Regions from separate parts of the Homo sapiens genome. Here region 2 is linked to region 1. The links are chromatin loops, found by intact Hi-C in ENCODE. Cell type or tissue: transverse colon. All regions are shown on one strand. Each heading gives the region's core, and the rest is flanking DNA. Links, peaks and the distances in the headings are about the cores only.

The links. Peaks named below come from ENCODE experiments on the same cell type or tissue, not always from the same donor. Only the 100,000 strongest peaks of a DNase experiment are listed, where the experiment ranks them.
Region 2: it touches region 1 in a loop (24-fold over the local background); 2 of 110 quality-filtered maps call a loop at or near these places.

What each region holds. Positions count from the first base shown.
Region 1 is chr9:94,599,069-94,601,987 of GRCh38, reverse strand. No RefSeq gene overlaps it. Among named protein-coding and RNA genes, the nearest start is that of FBP2, 6.7 kb to the right of the region's middle. In transverse colon, for the core only: no CTCF peak of the experiment used is centred there; a DNase peak (open chromatin) is centred at 1,447; H3K27ac peaks cover 1,358 bases.
Region 2 is chr9:94,529,334-94,532,252 of GRCh38, reverse strand. No RefSeq gene overlaps it. Among named protein-coding and RNA genes, the nearest start is that of PCAT7, 24 kb to the left of the region's middle. In transverse colon, for the core only: no CTCF peak of the experiment used is centred there; no DNase peak of the experiment used is centred there; H3K27me3 peaks cover 388 bases.

The sequences.
Region 1 (2,919 bases), core at 249-2,748:
ACACTCCCCATTCATTTCACATTTTCCCAGCAGGAAATTGATCTTGAGCATTGGATCTGCTTCTGCCCACTGACCAGACAGACCCAAAGCCAATATTTCTCCACTCCAGCTGGGGCTGCCCTCTGGGAAAGTCCCCTGACGCACAAAGCACCTCTTGAGTTTTAAACTTCTTGTAACTCAGCTGGCATCTGGTTCTCAAAGCATGAAGGGAGAGAAATATGGTCTGGGAGCCTTTTCCATATATATATCAGGGTGCAGTGGCTCACACCTGTAATCCCAGCACTTTGGGAGGCCAAGGCGGGCGGGCGGATCACAAGGTCAGGAGATCAAGACCATCCTGGCTAACACAGTGAAACCCCGTCTCTACTAAAAATACAAAAAATAGTTGGGCGTGGTGGCGGGCGCCTGTAGTCCCAGCTACTCAGGAGGCTGAGGCAGGAGAATGGCATGAACCCGGGAGGCAGAGCTTGCAGTGAGCCGAGATCACACCACTGCACTGCAGCCTGGGCGACAGAGCGAGACTCGTCTCAAAAAAAAAAAAAAAAAAAGAAAAAAGAATGAGGGTCTTTGCAGATCTAATTAAAGTAAGGATTAAGATGAGATGAGCCTAGATTACCTACATTAGGATGGGTCCTCCTCTGAAGCCATGCATTTTTGTACAGGTTCATGACATGGCAGGAGCCTGGAGGCCTAAGCCACCGCCATGTCGATGTCAGCCTGGGACCAGAAGGAGAGACAAACCTTTGCTGTGCTAAGCCGTGGGGATTTCAGGTTTATTTGTTGCTGCACGATAACATACGCTATCCTGACTAAACTAGACCAAGCTTGGCAATATTTTTAACCTCTCTGAGTCTCCCTTTCTTCATTTGCAAAATGTTAATTGTAATATCTATTGTAGTCAAGGCCATTTTCATCGTAGGTAACAGAAACCCATTTATTCTGCTAAAGCAGAAAGGCAATTTGTTGGAAAGCTTCAGGGGACTCTCATGAAACCTAGCACCCACTGCTTTCCTAACCCCGAGGACACACCCTTAGTCCGTCCTGGCATTGTCAGCCAATCCACTGTGTCTCCATGTCTCACACCAAGTTCCCCGGAGAAAAAAACCTGACGTCTTAGCTTGTGTCCAGTTAGCTGCAGCCATAGACCCGGGTCATATAAGACAAACGTGGCCTTGGGTTTTCTTTTTATGGGCAGGGCACGCCTCTCTCTTAGATGGGGATCGTGGGCTGAGCAGATACCCTAAAGGGTCTGCCGTGCTGGAAGCAGAAATGCTGAGGTTTCATGAAAGAGCGTTTGTTGAGATCACTGGAGACGGGGCATGGAAGGCATTCTAACAGAGTTTTGCTAACAGAGAATATGCTCTCAGCTAGTACTGTAGAGTCACAGTCCAGATCCTAGACTTCAGGTGGGGGCCCCGCCCTATGAACTGCCCTAAGACTGCCTTACTGTTCAGAGACTCTGTTTGTCCTTACTACTTCCGCCCAGGCCTGTGAGGGCCTTTCACCAAGCACAGCAAGCCCATAAATAGCTCTGTGATCACCAATGCATCAGTGGCGCTGAAAAAAGCGTGAGCTGGACGCTGCCCCCCCCTTCCTCTGGGCCTTCCAGATGCCCCGTGTGTCCACGCTGTTGTGTGCCCTGAAAGAACTTTGGCATTTGCTGAAAGGTCACCAGCTGCAATTTCAGATCATGTAGGTAACTCGAACTTCCAACATTTAAATGTAGCTGAAAGGGGCATGACAGCTGCACAGGTGCCAGCCTGGGCTGGAGGGTGGCAGAAATAGCAGGCCCTCCCTTGGATCCCTTTACGGGGGGAGCTGACTTATACATGGCACTGGCCAATCCCCCTCCCTCCTGATCCCCAAATTATCCAGGCTTCTGCTCATCCTTGACACCCACAGTGCCGGACAACCGGCGCCTCTCCAGAGATCTGCTCATAACACTGGCTTGTTTGTTTCACTTCCAATCTGTTGTGAACAGATATGTTAATAAAACATAATAAGCCGAGCGCAGTGGCTCACGCCTATAATCCCAGCACTTTGGGAGGCCAAGACAGGCTTATCACCTGAGGTCAGGAGTTTGAGACCAGCCTGCCCAATATCATGAAACCCCATCTCTACTAAAAATACAAAAGGTAGCCAGGCATGGTGGTGCGTGCCTGTAGTCCCAGCTACTCGTGAGCTGAGATGGGAGAATCACTTGAACCTGGAAGATGGAGGTTGCAGTGAGCCGAGATCGTGCCACGGCACTCCAGTCTGGGCAACACAGCGAGACTCTGTCTCAAAAAACAAAACAAACAAAAAGCATAATAAAAATAATTACAGGAGTGGCTAATAAGCACCTGCTCAACATCACTAATCATTAGGAAGATGCAACTACTCTAAGCCACAGTGAGATACCACCTCACACCCATTGGGATGGTTACTGTAAAAACAAACAAACAGAAAATAACAAGTGCTGGCAATAAGGTGGAGACCCTGGGACTCTTGCTCACTGCTGGGGAGTGTGAAATGGTGCAGCCGCTGTGGAAAATGGTGCAGCAGTTCCTCCAGAAATTAGACAGACAATTACCATATGATCCTGCAGGTCCACCTCTGGGCACATCCCCGAGAGAATCAAAAGCAGGGCCTTGAACAGATGTTTGCACGCTGTGCTCATGGCAGCATTACTCACACTAGCCCAGAGGTGGAGGCAACCCAAGCGGCCATAGAGGATGAATGGGTGAACAGACTGTGGCGTGTCCATACCAGGGAATGCTGTTGAGCCTCAGAGAGGAGGGAACTCTGACCCATGCCACAGCATGCGGGGATGGTGAGGACATTGTGCTGAGTGAAATAAGCCAGTCGCAGCAGGACAGATACTGTATGGTCTATGAGGGACCCAGTGTAGCCAAATTCATAGAGACAGCAGAATGGCGG
Region 2 (2,919 bases), core at 117-2,616, 70 kb after region 1:
GCCATTCTAACTGGCATGAGATGGTATCTCATTGTGGTTTTGATGTGCATTTCTCTAATGACCAGCGATGATGAGCTTTTTTTCATGTTTTTGGCCACATAAATGCCTTCTTGTGAGAAGTGTCTGTTCATATCCTTTGCGTACTTTTTGATGTTTTTTTCCTTGTAAATTTGTTTAAGTTCCTTGTAGATTCTGGATATTAGCCCTTTGTCAGATGGATAGATTGCAAAAATTTTCTCCCTTTCAGTAGGTTGCCTGTTCACTCTGATAATAGTTTCTTTTGCTGTACAGAAGGTGTAAGGATGGGGTCCAGTTTCAGTTTTCTACATACGGCTAGCCAGTCTTTCCAACACTATTTATTAAATAGGGACTCCTTTCCCTATTGCTTGTTTTTGTCAGGTTTGTCAAAGATCAGATGGTTGTACATGTGTGGTGTTATTTCTGAGGCCTCTGTTCTGTTCCATTGGTCTATGTATCTGTTTTGCTACCAGTACTGTGCTGTTTTGGTTACTGTAGCTTTGTAGTGTAGTGTGAAGTCACACAGCATGATGCCTTCAGCTTTGTTCTTTTTGCTTAGGATTGTCTTGGCTATAGAGGCTCTTTTTTGGTTCCATATGAAATTTAAAGTAGTTTTTTTTCTAATTCTGTGAAGAAAGTCAATGGTAGCTTTATAGGAATAGCATTTAATCTATAAATTACTTTGAGCAGTATGGCCATTTTCACGATGTTGATTCTTCCTATCCATGAGCATGGAATGTTTTCCATTTGTTTGTGTCCCCTTTTATTTCCTCTAGCAGTGGTTTGTAGTGCTTAAACTTGGAATCAATTCCCCATGTAAACTGAAGGATAACTGTATAAAGAAAATATTTTCTGTAATAGGAAAATGGTGCTATGTATTAGCTTAAAATTGCAGGAAGAAATGACTAAGTATTCCTTCTTTTCTTGAGGCTTTAAGTAGGAATCCATTTCCTTGCATTTTACAGTTTGTAAAGACTGCTCGAATTCTTTATTTCATGCCCCCACCCACCTTTCATTTTCTTTTCTTTTTTTATTAAGTTTAAGTCCGGGTACATGTGCAAGATGTGCAGGTTTGTTACATAGTTGAACGTGTGCCATGATGGTTTGCTGCCCCTATCAACCCATCACCTAGGTATTAAGCCCAGCATGCATTAGCTATTTTTCCTAATGCTCTTCCCAGACCTACTCCATCACCCAACAGGCCCCAGTGTGTGTTGTTCTGCTCCCTGTGTCCATGTGTTCTCATTATTTAGCTCCCACTCATAAGCAAAAACATGGTGTTTGGCCGGGCGCGGTGGCTCACGCCTGTAATCCCAGCACTTTGGGAGGCCGAGGCGGGTGGATCATGAGGTCAGGAGATCGAGACCATCCTGGCTAACAAGGTGAAACCCCGTCTCTACTAAAAATACAAAAAATTAGCCGGGCGCGGTGGCGGGCGCCTGTAGTCCCAGCTACTCGGGAGGCTGAGGCAGGAGAATGGCGTGAACCCGGGAAGCGGAGCTTGCAGTGAGCCGAGATTGCGCCACTGCAGTCCGCAGTCCGACCTGGGCGACAGAGCGAGACTCCGTCTCAAAAAAAAAAAAAAAAAAAAAAAAAAACATGGTGTTTGGTTTTCCGTTCCTGCATTAGTTTGTTGAGGATAATGGCTTCCAGCTCCATCCATGTCCCTGCAAAGGACATGATCTCTTTCCTTTTTATGGCTGCATAGTATTCCATGGTGTATATGTACCACATTTTCTTTATCCAGTCTATCATTGAGGGGCACTAGAGTTGATACCATGTGTTTGCAATTGTGAGTAGCAATAGCTAATATTTTTAAATAATATATAAATTATTATAGTCATACTGGAAACCTGTAAAAATGATCAGTGAACTTGAAGACATAGCAATGTTGAACTAAACAAAACAAATCACAGAGAAAAGTATAAAGGTTAAAAAATAAAAAGAGCTCTAGAATAGTTTGCTGTAATATCAAGCAGCTTAATATTTAGTACTTTGAATATACAGATATATAATTTTAATTTAAAAATTGTAAAGTTATTCCTTCAAAGATAATCACACCATGTCATATCATGGTTAAGTAACTGAAAACCAGATAAGAAAATTAAAAGAAATAAAAAGGAAGGCAAGGAATACTTGCTACCTTTACAGAGAAGTTAAGAATGACTATATATATTGGCCGGGCGCGGTGGCTCACGCCTGTAATCCCAGCACTTTGGGAGGCCGAGGCGGGCGGATCACGAGGTCAGGAGATCAAGACCATCCCGGCTAAAACGGTGAAACCCCGTCTCTACTAAAAATACAAAAAATTAGCCGGGCGTAGTGGCGGGCGCCTGTAGTCCCAGCTACTTGGGAGGCTGAGGCAGGAGAATGGCGTGAACCTGGGAGGCGGAGCTTGCAGTGAGCCGAGATCCCACCACTGCACTCCAGCCTGGGCGACAGAGCGAGACTCCGTCTCAAAAAAAAAAAAAAAAAAAAAAAAAAAAAAAAAAAAAAATGACTATATATAGTTTTTCTGAAACTGTGAATGCCATAAGGGCAATAGAATGATGTCTTCAAGGTGGCAAATATGGAGTTAAATCTGCAAATCTAGAATTCAATGAAAAAATAAACACATTTTCAGACAAGCTAAATTAAATTTGTCATCAGCAGATCTATACAGTAGATGTTTTAAAAATTTTTGAAGCAGAAGAAAATGATAGAAACTCAGATCTATGCAAAGCACTGAAAAACAATAAAAAAGTTTGTAAATATAAAATAATGCTCATGTTAAAATATCTTTAAAAGATTATGAACTAAAACAAATAACATCATTACAAACAAAATAATGTGCTGTGATGCTTATAATATTTGAAAAATTAAAATTTGTGACTGTAACAGCACAAAAAGCACAAAAACTGG